2 separate regions of the Homo sapiens genome follow, and region 1 is linked to region 2. Evidence: chromatin loops called from intact Hi-C (ENCODE). Cell type or tissue: B cell. All regions are shown on one strand. Links, peaks and the distances in the headings refer to the core of each region. The heading gives the core; the rest is flanking DNA. Region 1 has its middle 37 kb from the start of APOL3. Region 2 overlaps LOC107985590 (a long non-coding RNA gene).

The links. Hi-C counts contacts between places; a loop is a spot of excess contacts. Peaks named below come from ENCODE experiments on the same cell type or tissue, not always from the same donor. Only the 100,000 strongest peaks of a DNase experiment are listed, where the experiment ranks them.
Region 1: it touches region 2 in a loop (5-fold over the local background); 10 of 110 quality-filtered maps call a loop at or near these places.

What each region holds. Positions count from the first base shown.
Region 1 is chr22:36,119,306-36,127,630 of GRCh38, reverse strand. No RefSeq gene overlaps it. Among named protein-coding and RNA genes, the nearest start is that of APOL3, 37 kb to the left of the region's middle. RefSeq lists a silencer at 3,326-3,395 and an enhancer at 3,336-3,630. In B cell, for the core only: CTCF peaks have their summits at 3,257 and 3,456 (motif pointing right); DNase peaks (open chromatin) are centred at 3,510 and 4,020; H3K4me3 peaks cover 529 bases; H3K27me3 peaks cover 384 bases.
Region 2 is chr22:35,579,786-35,588,110 of GRCh38, reverse strand. It overlaps LOC107985590 (a long non-coding RNA gene), which reads left to right. Exons shown (of 5, transcript XR_007068163.1): 2 at 237-383; 3 at 445-691; 4 at 7,100-7,211. Among named protein-coding and RNA genes, the nearest start is that of MB, 33 kb to the left of the region's middle. RefSeq lists a silencer at 4,781-4,860 and enhancers at 4,600-5,101, 7,076-7,575. In B cell, for the core only: CTCF peaks have their summits at 4,666 and 4,868 (motif pointing right); a DNase peak (open chromatin) is centred at 4,880.

The sequences.
Region 1 (8,325 bases), core at 129-8,128, 540 kb before region 2:
CCTGAAAGGGAAAGATGGCCCACACTGAGGGGGTTGTGTGGGCGCTGGGTTGGTGGGAAGGATACGTTGCAGAGTGGTGTTTGCAGCATGATCCCAGCTTTGCAATCATAAGATTAAAAGCCAAACTGTAGGGGACATGTTCTCAGGATCTCCTGGAGCTATGTCATGGGGAAAACAAATAGAAAATAAATTTTAAAAAAAGTAAAAGAGAGAAAGCCAAACTGTAGACATGTGAGTGTAACTTTGAGAGTGTGAGCTTAGACCTCTGTGTTTGTCGAAGCAGAGACAAGCCAGGCTGCTACCAGTGGTTGGGGACAATTAGTTGGGGATGGAATAGAATCCCATTTCCTACTTTAGAAACTTTGCGATTGGCCGGGCGCGGTGGCTCATGGCTGTAATCCCAGCACTTCCGGAGGCCAAGGCAAGAGGACTGCTTGAGCCCAGGAGTTTGAGACCAGCCTGGGCAACAACGTGAAACCCCATCTCTACAAAAAATACAAAAAATTAGCCAGGCATTGTGGCTCGTGACTGTGGTTCCAGCTACTGGGGAAGCTGAGGTGGGAGGCTCCCTTCAACCCGAGGAGGTAGAAGCTACAGTGAGCCATGATCACACTGCTGTTCTCTAGCCTTGGTGACAGAGTGAGGACTGAGACCCTGTCAAAAGAAAGAAAGAAAGAGAGAGAGGGGGAAAAAGAAAGAGAGAGAGAGAGAGAGAAAGAGAGGAAGGAAGGAGAGAGAGGGAGGAAGGGAAGAAGGAAGGAAGAAACAAAGGAAGGAAGGAAAGAAGGGAGGGAGGGAGGGCAAGGGAGGGAGGGAAGGAAGGGGAATGGAGGGAGAGAGGGAGGGAGGGAGGGAGGAAGGAAGGAAGGAAAGGAGGGAGAGGAAGGAAGGAAAGGAGGGAGAGGAAGGAAGGAAAGGAGGGAGAGGAAGGAAGAAAAGGAGGGAGAGGAAGGAAGAAAAGGAGGGAGAGGAAGGGAGGAAAGGAGGGAGAGGAAGGAAGAAAAGGAGGGAGAGGAAGGAAGAAAAGGAGGGAGAGGAAGGAAGAAAAGGAGGGAGAGGAAGGAAGAAAAGGAGGGAGAGGAAGGAAGAAAAGGAGGGAGAGGAAGGAAGAAAAGGAGGGAGAGGAAGGAAGAAAAGGAGGGAGAGGAAGGAATGAAAGGAGGGAGAGGAAGGGAGGAAAGGAGGGAGAGGAAGGGAGGAAAGGAGGGAGAGGAAGGAAGGAAAGGAGGGAGAGGGAGGAAGGAAAGGAGGGAGAGGGAGGAAGGGAGGGAGGGAGGGAGGAAGGAAACAACTTTGGGATTTTTAAAATCACATTTTTTTTTCTTAAATCTCAGAGTGGGAATGAGACTGAGTTGGAGTGGAGTTGGCCTCCACTCTGTTTACTAAGAGCTGTGTGTCCCTAGGTAAGTCACTTTCCCTCTCTGGGCCTCAGGTTTTTTACCTGATAGATGGGCTTAGAGTCTCTTCTGCTGATCCCCCAGGGTTGCAGGCAGCCAGTGAGGTTCTGAGTACTGTAGAGGGGATGCTCTCAGCAGTAGTGGCGGTGGTAGGGAGTTGGGATTGCAAACCCAGAGGCCAGCAGAGGCCAGGCAGGAACTGGATTGAACTGGAAACTCAAGCTGTCCACTTGGGTCCAGTCAGGATGGATACTGATAGAAGTGGGGGTCTCATGTTGCCCACCTCATGTTTAAGAAGATTCTAGAATTATAGATTATTTGATGTGAAATTTCCTTAAATGTAAATGTTGGTAAATAAAGTAACTATTTAAACGATATACATGCAAACACACATTTGCACACACACGCCTTACACACAATGGCTGGTCAGATTTAGTGCATAGCCAGCCAGCTGGTTTTCTGCTTTGGAATTATAGGCTGCTAATTTTTTTATTTTTTCTAGACATGGTCTTGCTTTGTCACCCAGGCTGGAGTGCAGTGGCGTGAACACAGCTCATTGCAGCCTTGACCTCCTGAGCCCAAACAGTCCTCCCATCCCAGCCCAGCCCAGCAAATAACTGGGATGACTGGCATGTACCACCAAGACTCACTAATTGTTGTATGTTTGTAGAGACGGGGTTTCACCATGTTGCCCAGGCTGGTCTCAAACTCCAGAGCTCAGGTAATCCGCCTTCCTCGGCCTCCCAAAGTGCTGGAATTACAGGCATGAGCCACCGTGCTCTGCCTAATTGTATTTTATTATACTAAATGCAGTTTCTTTTGCCTTCTGTATCTTTTCAAACCCTGGGTGGTATTCCCCCAGCAAGAGTGAATTCTAGTTTACCTACTACCTATGCCTGTATGCTTACACTTTCACTGAATTTCTTTAAATTTTTAAATAATATTAGGAAGAAAATGGGGCTGATGAGCAGCTCTTGGGGCACTAGAGGCCTTCTGGGTAGCTGTCATGCCTTGAACGTTTCTTGAGCGTGCCTTCTCCAGCCTCCAGTGAGCACGAGGTCTGCATTGGCAAACAGATGTCCACTGTCCTGGGGACAAGAAAGGTGTGAGTCCTCCATGGCAAACAGAGAAGGAAGGAGATGTCTCCTTTCCTGAATCAGCTTATTGGGATAAACAGGAAACCCACAGAGGCTTTCTCACCAAGGCCAGCGTGTTTAATAGGCCTGCATCTCACCTCTGAGGATCACAAAGTGTGTGAGCAGCGTCCCAGCAAGGAGACACCGATGCTCATGAGGATTCTGAAACCTCTGTTCGCTGTTAGGAAATGCTCTTGACCCATGAGTGTTCCTCTTTCAAGATCCTCCAGCATTGCCAACCCGTCCAGCAAGAAGGGGAGAGATCTCATAGCACGGGGGCTTGACTAAATTTGAGGAGTCGAGGAAGTGACGTTTCAGCTAAGACTTTTTTTTTCCTTTGAGACAGGATCTCGCTCTGTTGCCCAGGCTGGAGTGCAGTGGCTCAATCCTGGCTCACAGCAACCTCTGCCTCCCGGGTACAAGCGATTCTCCTACCTCAACCTCCCCAGTAGCTGGGAGTACAGGTGCCCGCCACCACGCCCAGCTAATTTTTGTATTTTTAGTAGAGACAAAGTTCCACCATGTTGGCCAGACTGGTCTCAAACTCCTGACCTCAAGTGATGCTCCCGCCTCGGCCTCCCTAAGTGCTGGGATTACAGGCGTAAGCCATTGCGCCCTGCCTCCGCTAAGTCTTCAAGATCGGCCAAGGGATGATGAAGAAGGTTGGGGAGAAGAGCGGGGATGAGGGGAGCCCAGCTGCAGGCCGCATATTCAAAGACTTGTGGCTGGGAGGGAGGTCCGGAGAAGAACTGAGTTCTAGAATCTGAAAGACGGCTAGCATGGGTCAGAATGGAAACTAACCAGACCACAGTGTCAGCCACTCAAGCTCCCCTAGCCAAGCCTCGTGCTGAATTTTGAGGGCTGCAGTAGAAAAGCGGGCGCACTGCGAGCCCTGCGTGTTGCCAACAGCCTCGGCAGAGCCAGGAGGTGGCGCTGTCGGCACACGCATCGTGCTGTCGGCGCTGCGCAGCCGCAGCCCGGGACCTTGGAGGACAGGCGGTCGGAGCCGCTGCTGGTGACGTCAGCAGTTTTACAGAGGCACAAAGCCGGAGCAGGAAGAGTAAATGTCTGCACCAGGAAGGAGCCAGGGAGGCCAAGTTGAGAGCACTTCAGAAGAAGTGAATAGGTTCAGGAATCCAGCAGCGCCGGAGGGGTGGAGCCAGGGAAATACTACTCTGTGACAGTTTTGCTCATGAAGTGGAGTGCCAGGAAAACACAGCGTCTGGCCGGGCGCGGTGGCTTATTCCTGTAATCCCAGCACTTTGGGAGGCCTGGGCGGGCGGATCGCTTGAGGTCAGGACCAGCGTGGCCAACATGATGAAACCCCGTCTGTACTAAAAATACAGAAATTAGCCGGGCGTGGTGGTGCGCGCCTGTAATCTCAACTACTCGGGAGGCTGAAGCAGGAGAATCGCTTGAACCCGGGAGGCAAGTCAGCCGAGATTTTGCCGAGGCGCAATCAGCCCAGATCATGCCACTGCACTCCAGCCTGGGTGACAGAGCAAGACTCCGTCTCAAAAAAACAAACAGAAAAAAAACACAGCGTCCAGGCAGCTCCACCTTCCATGTTGAAAGCCTGTGACTGCCACATTCTAGCGGGACTGGCTTGTTTGCCTGCAGAACGGAATGGCCCCGGGGTCTGTCTGGGTCTGGGTCCAGATGAGAAAGGCGCCCAGCCTTCCTCTGGCCCCAGCCCTGCACATTGACCAAGGATGGATGGCCCTCCATACCAGGCACCCCGGCTCCTCCTCATTCCCCTCTGGCTTCTCCCTTCCTCCTACCGCCATGCTGATCCTCCATCCTTCTGGCTCTGGGCAGTGGTTTTCAAAAGCACTGTGGTGGTAGTCACTGGGGCTGTTGGCCACATTTGTCTGGCTTTTCCCCTTTCCAGATGCACAGTGGGATTATTCTTCCTGGTCTCCTTATGGTTGGGTGGGAATATGTAACCAGTTCTGGACAAAAGAGTTTTGAATGGAAATAATATGTGTCATTTCTAAGCCACAGCAATGAATGCTGATATAAGACCCTTTTCCTCTACTGTGGCAACCAGCAATCTTCCAGAAAGTGGTTGCTCCATGATACTGAGTCCAGGAGGGAAGACAACCGGAGCAGAGAGGCACCTGCCCCATGATGGACATGTAGCGTGAGCAAGAAGTAGCCTTTGCTGTTGTGAACCACTGAGATCGGGGGCTTGCTTTTTGGTGGTTTTTGTTTGTTTGTTTGGTTTGTTTTTTTGTTTTGTTTAGTTTTGTTTTGTTTTTTGAGACAGAGTTTCGCTCTAGTAGCCCAGGCTGGAGTGCAATGGCGCGATCTTGGCTCACTGCAAGCTCCACCTCCCAGGTTCAAGCGATTCTCCTGCCTCAGCCTCCCAACTAGCTAGGACTACAGGCATGCACCACCATGCCCGGCTAATTTTGAATTTTTAATAGAGACAGGGGTTCACCACGTTGGTCAGGCTGGTCTCAAACTCCTGACCTCAGGTGATCCGCCCGCCTCGGCCTCCCAAAGTGCTGGGATTACAGGCGTGAGCCACCGTGCCCAGCCTAGGGGCTTGTTTTTTACTGCAGCATAACCTAGACTATCCTGGCTGATATAAGCAAAGCTGCTGGAAATCAGGAAGCTGTTTGTAGAACACTATGAAAGGTACACAGCTTTAAATCCTTAGATGAACTAGAATTGTTATTAACAATGAGTATCACTTATTGACCAGGCGTGGTGGCTCACAACTGTAATCTCAGCACTTTGGGAGGCTGAGGCAGGCGGATCACCTGAGGTCAGGAGTTCAAGACCAGCCTGGCCAACATGGTGAAACCCTGTCTTTACTAAAAATATAAAAATTAGCCAGGTGTGGTGGCACACGCCTGTTATCCCAGCTACTCGGGAGGCCCAGGCAGGAGAATCATTTGAACCCAGGAGGTAGAGGTTGCAGTAAGTCGAAATCACGCCTCTGCACTCTAGCCTGGGTGACAGAGTAAGACTCGGTCTCAAAAAAATAAAATAAATAAAATAAAAAAATAAATCAATGAGTATCACTTATTGAGCACCTACTACGTGTCAGGTATTACACAAGGTATACTAGGTTTTTTGGCAAATGTTTTCTCATTAATCCCCATCCTAGCACTGGGATTTGGCAATACTGGCCTATTCGGTATGATTAGTCTGAGGCAGTGAAACTCAGGGAAACGGACTCAAGGTCATGACCATAGCCTCTAAGTGGTCTTAATATAGCCTCTAAGTCATGACCATAGCCTCTAAGTGGAATTGAGATTCAAATGTAAGGATCTCTGTCACCCAAACTCTCATTCTTTCCACTCCTAGGCTGTTATCATATAAAAAGCAGGACTAGGCATAGTAAGGGGAAAAAAAAAACAAACATTTTAAAAAGAAATTATCTCTTAACAGGAAAAACATTAACATCTGCCATTTTTCTAAATTGAATGTGAAAGATGATCCTGACAGGCTGAACAAAGATGCTTGCTCTCTGTTGTGATGTTTGACAAGGGAATCTTCCTTCATTTTCTCCTCTGATGAGCCTCTCTACCAGATAAGCAGCAGCAGGAACCAAACGTTTAAGAAAAATGTAAAGACATTATTTTGTCCATCACTTAACATTTTTATGAACAAGTTGGGAGGTAGCCTGCATGAATGCCTCTGTGCAATGGAATGAATGGCCGGAGATCTCACCATCCCAGGATGACTTTGGGGAAGGAAGACCCAAACAGCCCACTATCACATGCTGTCCTGCCTGCCTCAGGCCTCCTGTCCTTCTCTCCCTTGTGACCTGCAAACTAACCTTGAGGACTCATGTCAACTGTCACTGCATTGGAAGCCCTCTGTGATAGTTAATATTGAGTGTCAACTTGATTGGATTGAAGGATGCAAAGTATTGTTCCTGGGTGTGTCTGTGAGGGTGTGGCCAAAGGAGATTAACATTTGAATCAGTGGCCTGGGAGAGGCAGACGCACCCTCAATCTGGGTGGGCACCATCTAATCAGCTGCCAACACGGCTAGAATTAAGCAGGCAGAAGAACTTGGAAGGACTAGACTTGCTGAGTCTTCCAGCCTTCACTCCCTTCCATGGTCTTTCTCCCGTGCTGGATGCTTCCTGCCCTTGAACATCAGACTCCAAGTTCTTCAGCTTTTGGACTCTTGGACTTACACCAGTGGTTTGCCAGGGGCTCTCAGGCCTCCGGCCACAGACTAAAAGCTGCGCTGTCAGCTTCCCTACTTTTGAGGTTTTGAGACTCTGGCTGGCTTCTTTGCTAATCAGCTTGAAAACAGCCTGTTGTGGGACTTCACCTTGTGTTCGTGTGAGTCAATACTCCTTAATAAACTCCCCTGCATATATACATCTATCCTATTAGCTCTGTCTCTCTGGAGAACCCTGACTAATACAACCTCCCTTTCCTGCCAGGCTGGGCTCCTGTCTGCCTCATTCTCTTGCCCTGTTGCCCAGGCTAGAGTATAGTGGCACCATCATTGCTCACTGCAGCCTCGACCTCTCAGTCTCAAGTGATTTTCCTGCCTCAGCCTCTGCAGTAGCTAGGACTACAGGCATACGCCACCATGCCCAGCTGAATTTTTTAATTTTTTGTAGAGATGGGGTCTTGCTGGTTGGCCAGGCTGGTCTTGAACTCCTGGCCTCAATCGATCCTCCCACCTTGGTCTCCCAAAGCTCTGGGATTACAGGCATGAACCACCGTACCTGGCCTCATTCTGTTTTTTTAAATTAACATTTTTATTTGCATTTGTACAAAGTAATCCAGAGAGATCCCATGTACCCTTTACTCAGTTTCCGTTAATAGTAACATCTTGGAAAAATGCTAAATGTTGGCATATAAATTAAGCATTTAAATGTCACATATGCAAACACACAAAGATTTAATACACAACTGGCCAGTTTTCTCCTTTGGGGTTATAGGCTGCTAATTGTATTTTATTGTACCAAATGCAGCTTTAGCCTCTTCAATATCACAACCAGGATATTGGCATTGATATAATCAAGATATAGAATATTTCTATCACCACAAGAATCCCTCTTGTTGTCCTTTTATAGCCTCACCCACTTCTCTCCCACCCTGATCCCTACTTTAGCCTTGGCAATTGCTAATCTATTCTTCATGTCTATAAGTGGGTCCATTTAAGAATGTTAGATAAATGGAATCAGCTGATCCGAAGGTGCCGCGTTATCTCAATTGATTGTTCAGTCACAGCAGATAAAACTCCTTGTTCTACTCTTTCCCGCTTCTCATGACTACACTTAACAAATCTTAAAAATAAATAATTTTCCAGGCACGGTGGCTCACGCCTGTAATCCCAGCACTTTGGGAGGCCAAGGAGGGCGGATCATTTGAGGTCAGAAGTTCGAGACCAGCCCGGCCAACATGGTAAAACCCTGTCTCTACTAAAAATACAAAAATTAGCTGGGCGTGGTGGTGCACGCCTGTAGTCCCAGCTACTTGGAAAGCTGAGGCAGGAAAATCGCTTGCACCCAGGAGGCGGAGGTTACAGTGAGCCGAGATCATGCCACTGCACTCCAGCTTGGGTGACAGAGCGAGACTAGGTCTCAAAATAAATAAGTAAATGGCATCATAGAGTACGTAACTCTTGCGGATTGCCTTTTCGCAGTTGGCATAATTCTCTGGAGAGTCATTCAGGTTACTGTGTGCATCAATAGTGTTCATTCCGTGCTGTTGCTGAATTGTGTTCCATGATGTGGATGTGCCACAGTCTGCTTAACCATTCACCTGTTAAAGGCTTTGTTCATTTTTTAATCACCAGTGCCTTGTAGA
Region 2 (8,325 bases), core at 313-8,312:
CTGTGACGGATAGAGACCAGACCTGGACCCAGGCATCCTGTGCCCAGGCCCCTTGTACCCTCTCAGAAGGCATCCAGCTCTGTGCCAGCCCAACTATCTTCTCACGATGGTGTGGGCCTGAGTGCTACATGCTCCCTGGGCCCCAACATCCTTTTAGCCTCCGTTGCTCAGAGGACAAGAAGGGCTCAGGGTTTTCCGTTGTTACTTCCAGCTCTGTCCCAACCATATCATTTCAGATCCAGAGGACGAAGGCTCTGAGTCCAGCCAGAACCCTGGGGTGTGTAACCTTAGGAGGTTTGCTAAGGAGACCAGCATGACGAGCCGGCTGGAATCTGAGCTCTCTGACCCCCACTCCTGCCCCTACAGCCACTTGGTCCCATGGGGTGTGGCTGGACAGAAGCCATCCTCTTCCTTCTGCTCTGTCCAACTGGCTTCTACCGGTAGGTGACAGGGCAGTGTTCCCAGCAGTGGGACAAGAGGCACTGGCACCAGGCCATGAGCCATGCATTCCTAGCTCTGCAGGGCATGCATGCCACGCGGACTGTGACAGTGAGCTCTTCCAGGCCCCCAGTGAGCCTGAGAGGGGGTCTGGGAAGAGTCAAGAGACACCCAGACAGTGCCATGTGGCAGTGAAGCCTCTGGTCCCAATCTGCCAGGGTGCAAAGCCCCAGGACTGCTGGTGGGATGTTGGGTGAGTAATTTAACCTCACTGTTCCTATTTCTCCATCTATAAAATGGGTAGAGGGTAGCAGCCTTCTCATAAGGCTGTGTGACGGTTTCACATGTAAAGTACTTAGCACTATGCCTAGCACACAGAGAGGGCTCAGGGAGTGAGAATCATTGTTATTCTCATTCAGCATCCATCTCTCCACCTCTTTATACAACAACTACTTAGAAAGTGTTGGATTCAATTTTGCTCCATAACAAGGTACTCCAAAACGTAGTGGCTTAAAACAATCAGCATTTCTTCTTGCACACAAGGTGTGAGGATCAGGAATTTGGGACTGGCTTGGCTGGGTGGTTCTGGCTCAGGATCCCTCATGAAGTTGTGGGCAGGATGTTGGTCAGGGCTGCAGTCATCTAAGGCTGGACAGGAGAGAGGATCCACTTCCAAGGTGGCTCCCTCACAAGGCTGGCCAGGTCATGCTGGCTGTGGGCCAGAGGCCTCAGTCCCTCACCATGTGGATCTCTCCACAATGCTGCTTGAGTGTCTTCCCAACATGGCAGCTGTATTCTCCCAGAGCAAGTGGTCCAAGAGAGCCAAGGAGGAAGTGCAATATCTTTCATGACCCAGCCTCAGAGGTCTCACTTTGGCATTTACACAGTGTCCTCTCAGTAGCACAGGTCCTCTGCTCAGCGTGGAAGCGGACTCCACAAAGGTGTGCATACCAAGAAGCCAGGATCTCTGGGGACCCTCTGGGAGGCTGGCTAAACTCTGTTTTGCTTTAGGGATGCAGCAGTAAGCGAAATCACGGTGATTGCTCTCACAGTCAAGTACGACTATGTGTGTTTGTGGCTGTGTGTGTGCGTGCACGTTGAGTACAAAAGAACAACAGACAGCAAACTCAAAGAAATACCTTGAGACATATTCTACAAAGCAAACAGACAGAGTGGCATGATGCTGTATAACAGGGTGTTATAGAAAAGGCTTCTCCAAGGAGGGGGCTTTGGGATTGAGGCCCGAGGGTGAAACGAGCCCACCAGGGGCCAGGCAGTGAAAGAGGGTGTTGCAGGCAGTGGAACAGCATAGGCACACTCAGAGAGGTGGCAATGTGGTGGCCCCTGGATCTGGCCTGCCTGGTTTTAATGCCTCTTGGCCACCCTCTTTGACCTCAGTTTCCTCATCTAAAAAAGGGGATAATAACAGGTCCTACCACCTATGGGGTTGGAGGGATTAAGGGAGATACTTTGAGTGAAGTCCATAGTGCAGTGCCTGGTGCACCAAGTGCTCAGAAATGTGAGTGTCATCATCACGATTCAACAGTGGCACGCAAAGATGACAAAGACCTGGCCCGAGTTATAACTGTGAGGCCTAACATGGAGGGAGGCACTATCTGAAGCATTTCCTAGCAGTGGTGTCACCTAATGGAAGGCAATGATCTAGTATGGGAGATGGGCACATAAGACAAGCATTGGAACACCCTGGACAGGGTCTGGGAACACAGCGGGGGGGAGAGAAAGGGGGAGGAGGGTGATCTTCCTGACCCCGCAGGGGAGGGGTGCCTGGGAAGGCTTCCCCGGGAGTGGCACAGCCATCTGGAGAGATGAGTGGGCAGAGAAACTTCTAGGCGGCCAATAGGGGCTGGAGGGAGCACAGGGTCTGCAGGGGACAGCAGGTAGCTCCATGTAGTTCCAGGTGGCTGGAACTCTGGTCTCTGTGGACGCAAGGAAGGAGATGGGGAAACAGACTCATGTAATGAATGGGGTGGGCCTTGCCCGTCACAGTTGAGTGGGCTTTCCTGTGGGGTGGGATCAATGAGCAGGAGGGCCGGAGGAGGCAGGGACGGACAGATTTGGTGGTAGGAGTTTCCTCTGGGTACAGGGAGGAAGGAGTGGAGGCAGGGAGGCCAGTGGAAACACAAGGCCAAGCAAGGGATGGTGAGGTCAGGCCCAGGGCAACAGGTATACGAATGGAGGGGATGAGGTGTGCCCCAGAGGGGAAGGGGGAGCTGAGCAGAAGGTGGGGAGGGGCAGAGGAGGGGAAGAGGGCGGTGGCTCCTGCCCTTTCCAGGTCCTGGCCAAGTCTCCACTCCTTTCCAGGGAGCTTTCCCCTTCCCTCCTCTCCCTGACCTCAGATGCAACTACCCCCATCCCTAAGATAACACCAAAAGGGCCGGGCGCAATGGCTTAGGCCTGTAATCCCAGCACTTTGGGAGGCTGAGGTGGGTGGATCACCTGAGGTCAAAAGTTCAAGACCAGCCTGGCCAAACATGGCGAAACCCCATCTCTACTAAAAAATATAAAAAATTAGCAGGGCGTGGTGGCAGATGCCTATAATCCCAGCTACTCAGGAGGTTGAGGCAGGAGAATCATTTGAACCTGGGAGGTGGAGGTTGTAGTGAGCCGAGATCACACCATTGCACTCTAGCCTGGTCAACAGAGCAAGACTCCGTCTCAAAAAAAAAAAAAAAGAAAAGAAAAAGAAAGGATAATTCCAGATAGGCATGAGATCGTGGGAACTCTTCGGCATTCCTGCATTACAGCACTTACTATTTCAATGGTGGCTACCATCTATAGAGCACTTACTATATTCCAGGTAACACACAAATACACACACACACCCACACACAAAACTTCGTTTTAACCTCACAATAGCCTAGCAAGGTAGGCACGTGGCTCCTGTTTTACAGACGAGAATCTGGAGGGTTGGAGAGGCTAAGTAATTTACCAAAAGTCACATGGCTAGTCAGAGAAAGTCTGGGTTTCACTAAATTAGCTAATCAAAAGTGCTTATACTAGTGCCTGGCATATAGTAGGCACTCAATAAATGTTAGCCACTCCACAATTTTTTTGCAGAGATAGGATTGGGCCGGGCACGGTGGCTCACGCCTGTAATCCCAGCACTTTGGGAGACTGAGGTGGGCGGATCACCTGAGGTCAGGAGTTCGAGACCAGCCTGGGCAACACGGTGAAACCCCGTCTCTACTAAAAATACAAAAAATTAGCCAGGCGTGGTGGCGGGTGCCTGTAGTCCCAGCTACTTGGGAGGCTGAGGCAGGAGAATGGCGTGAACCCGGGAGGCGGAGCTTGCAGTGAGCCAAGGTCACGCCACTGCACTCCAGCCTGGGCGACAGAGCAAGACTCCGTCTCAAAAACAAAACAAAACAAAAGAGAGATAGGATCTTGCTATGTTGCCCAGGCTGGAGTGCAGTGGCTATTCACCTGTGTGATCATGGCACACTACAGCCTCTGACTCTTGGGCTCAGGTAATCCTCCTGCGGAGTAGCTGGGACTACAGATGTGCACTACCACGCTCGGCCCTTCCGCTATTTTTGCTAACATCATCAGCTAGATCTGTCTGGCTGCAGAGCCTATGGCCCTCTGGGGGGCCACTTGAATTTATCTTGTCCGGTTCTGAGAGTCTGTCATCTGTTTATTTGCCCCACTGGGCTGTGGAATCCGGCAGAGCAGGGACCAGATCTGGTTGGTCTGTGGGTCTTGAGCGTCCCTTATGGGGAAGGCCCAGAGTGCATGGTCAGTGATGGTTTGTTGATGGAATGAACAATGTATCAAGTTCCTATGCCTCTTAGAATCTTGGGATTTCTCCAGCCATGTTTGTCCCTTAGAATGATGGAATTTCATTAGCCATGTTTGTTTCTAAGAATCCTGGGGTTTCTCCAGCCATGTTTGGCCTTAGATCATGGGATTTCTCTACGGAGGAGCCTTGGTGATCATCCAGGACACTCTGTCTCTTACCAGCCTTCTTCCTCCCTTCCTCAGGCACTGGCCCATAATCCAGCTCCTACTAGCCATACCCTCCTCCTTGTCCCAGGCCAGTGCCCCCTACCCATCCCCAGACCAAAACTGGAGTCTCCACGAAGAGCTCACTTGTCTTGTCCTGGCCTCCCAGTGGCTGGACAGACTCCCTGCTAAGGCTCAGGGCAAGCCCCACCTCCCTGCCAGTCCCTCCAGCCACCTGCGTCTGCCCCTGACTGGGCTGGGGTGTGTCGGTCTCCTCTCTGAACCTCTGTTTCCTCAGCTGCAAAATGAGGAGGATCATTTCGAACACTTTTAGCTCAGCTTTGTCAGTTTGCTACCGGGGTCCAGCTGGGTGGAGGATGAGGACCTTATGTATTACTATCTCCCTGCATCTCTGTGGGGTACCTTGCGGCTCCCGGGGGAAGCAGCATGTCTCTTTAAGGCCACTAGATGGCACCAGCGTGTCACCCGTCTCCCTGCAGGCTGACCTCAGGAGGAATTCCACCTGTGGGATTACACCCTAAGGACCACAGCCACCTCCCTCCTCCCACTGGCAGGAGCCCCTGAAGATCTGCCAGTGGGCGCAGGCAGGATGTGCAGGAGTTAGGGACAGGGGTGGGGGTCAGACAAATTTGAACTGGGGAGTTCTGAGCCAGGCCCTGCTCTTAGAGAACATCCTGGCTCTCTGCTTAGCAGTTAGTTCGCTGGTGACCCTAGGCATTTCATAGCACCCCTTTGAGACTTCAGGTTCTTTCTCTGTGAAATAGGGTACCAAGTCTCTTCTCCTGTGCATCGTGGAAACTGAATGATACTGGGCACGTAAAATGTCCATTCTGCCTCCGGGCACAGAGCAAGCTTCCACAGCATTAGCTGCCACACTAGTTATTAGTGTTACTTTGTAATTTAGTATTACGTCTCAGAATCTCCTCTGGGAGGAGCCTTAGGCAGGATGCCCAGAGATCTGGGTCTGCAATGGACTGTTCTCTCACTGTGTGACCTTTGGCAAGTCATTTCCCATCTCTGGTCCTCGGCTTGGCCTCCACCAGCCTCAAGAGGCTGGGAGTATCATGGAAAAATAAGGGCTTGGGAATCAGACAGACTTGGGTGTGAATCCCACCCACTTCTCCTCTTCCCAGCTGTGTGGCTTTGGGCTGCTCTGATAATTCCCTAATGATTTGTGTGACTATTTATTCTAAGTCTGTCTTCCTGGTTCTCTAGTACGTTCCACGAGGGCCAGGCTCATGTCAACGTGGCTCACCTACATAAACTCAACACTCAGCTCAGTGTCTGGTACGAGTAGCTGCAATAAACAAGGGTGATTCATTATCAGCGTTACTATCACTGTATACATTCACTCAGCAGCAGCAGCAGACCCCGTGTTCAGAGAGTCCTCTGCACTCTTTTTTTTTTTGAGATGGAGTTTCGCTCTTGTTGCCCAGGCTGGAGTGCAATGGTACATCTCGGCTCACCACAACCTCCAACTCGCAGGTTCAAATGATTCTCCTGCCTCAGCCTCCCAAGTAGCTGGGATTACAGGCACCTGCCACCATACCTGGCTAATTTTTGTTTTTTTAGTAGAGACGGGGTTTCTCCATGTTGGTCAGGCTGGTCTCCAACTCCTGATCTTAGGTGATCCACCCGCCTCGGCCTCCCAAAGTTCTGGGATTACAGGTGTGAGCCACTGTGCTTGGCCCCTGCACTGTCTTAATAATCCTCATCATTACCTCTGTTTTATGGATGAGGAGACTGAGAGCCAAGGAAGTTAGGTCATTGCCCAAGGCCACACAGCTACAAAGTCACAGGCACTGGGGTTGGAAGCTGAGCTCCATGACAGCCTTGTGTGAACGGATGTGGCAAGCTGAGTGAGAGTCCTCCAAAGATACCCACGTCCTAATCCCCCAAATACCTGTGAATCGTACCTTATCCAGCAAAGGGAATTCTGCAGATGTAATTAAGTTAAGGATCTGGAGATAGGGACATTATCCTGGATTGGTCAGGTGAGCCTAATGTCCCCACAAGGATCCTTCTATGAGGGAGGCAGGCATGTGGCAGTAGGAAGAAAGAGATGAGATGACCAGGCATGGTGGCTCATGCCTATAATCCCAACAGTTTGGGAAGCCAAGGCAGAGAGATCACCTGAGGTCAGGAGTTCGAGACCAGCCTGACCAACATGGTGAAACTCTGTCTCTACTAAAAATACAAAAATTAGCTGGGTGTGGTGGCATGCACCTGTAATCCCAACTACTTGGGAGGCTTCAGCAGGAGAATCACTTGAACCCAGGAAGGGGAGGTTGCAGTGAGCCGAGATAGCACCACTGTACTCCAGCCTGGGCAACAAGAGCAAAACTCCATCTCAAAAAAAAAAAAAAAAAAAGAGAGAGAAAGAGATGAGACTGAGGAAACGGGAGAAAAGACCATGTGATGTGGGAATGAAGAGAGCATTGATTCTATCTTGAAAGACAAGGAAAACCAGCCCTGCTGACGCCTTTAACACAGTGACACTAGTTTTGGACTTCTGACCTCTAGAATTATAAGGTGATAAATGTGTGTTGTTTTAATTTACCAAGTTTATAGTAAGTTGTTACAGAAGCAATAGGAAAATAAGGCACAGAGAACTGAGATAACGTATAAAAACACCCGGTATACAGTTGCAGCTCACTAAATGTTCTTTCCTTCCCAGCACTACCCCGTTTTCCTTTTCCAGCTACAACAGAATGGCAGAGAGGAAAGGACCCTCCGGGATCTTCCAGTTCAGCCAGCCCATTTTACAGAGGTGGAGACTGAGGCCAGAGGTAGGGAATGGCCCCTATCTTGCAGAGGTGAAAGGGGTCCAGGGAGCGAACTTGGGGGAAGGTCCTGGGCTGCTCGGTCTGTTCTAGTGTCTAGCACTGGGCATCCTGGGTGAAGTCATCCAGTCCAAACCCATTTTCCAGGTGAGGAAACTGAGGCCTGGCATTGCCTGAGAGATCTGCAACCTGCACCCCAAGCTGACAGGGTGTGTGCAGGCCTGGAGCCCTCATGAGTCCTCCTATTCAAAGGCCCTTCCCTCCCCCTCTTGAGCGCTGTTCCTCTGTGTGTATCCGCTGCAGACAGGGGCCAGCAGGGTCTGGGAAAGCCACATCAGAAGCCTGCCCAGCTGGAGCGGAGGAATGGGAGAGTGGCTTCTTGGAGGTCTTCAGCCTGGGAAAAGTCCGAGGCCTTCCTGTCCCCGCTCACCCTGTTCCTCCCAGGCAGGTCTGGTCCAGACAGCTGTGAGAAGTCCCCTGGAGGCAGCGTCCCAGTGGAGCTGGGAGGAAAGAGGGGCCCAGAAAAAGGAATTTGACCTCTGATCTGCAGCCAGTTGGTAGCATTATTCTGGATTATCCTAAATTGAGCCTGGAACCCTGGGCTTGTGTGACAGACCAAGGGGCCCCACGGGCTCTCTCTGCTCAGGCAGCTGGAGACACAGGTAGCGCCGTAACACCCAGCGACACAGGCATGATTCTTTTCCATAAAACATTCACACCACTGCCAGCCTTGATTCTCAAAACAGCCCTGCCAAGGAGAGGCTGTTACTGTCCCATTTTACAGATGAAAACATCAAGGCTCAGGGCCGGGCACAGTGGCTCACGCCTGTAATCCCAGCACTTTGGGAGGCCGAGGTGAGCAGATCATGAGGTCGGGAATTTGAGACCAGCCTGGCCAACATGGTGAAACCCCATCTCTACTAAAAATACAAAAATTAGCTGGGTGTGGTGGCGGGCATCTGTAATCCCAGCTTCTCGGGAGGCTGAGGCAGGAGAATTGCTTGAACACGGGAGGCAGAGGTTGCAGTGAGCCGAGATCGCGCCACTGCACTCTGGCCTGGGCGACAGAGCAAGACTCCATCTCAGAAAAAAAAAAAAAAAAACAAGGCTCAGAGAAAAG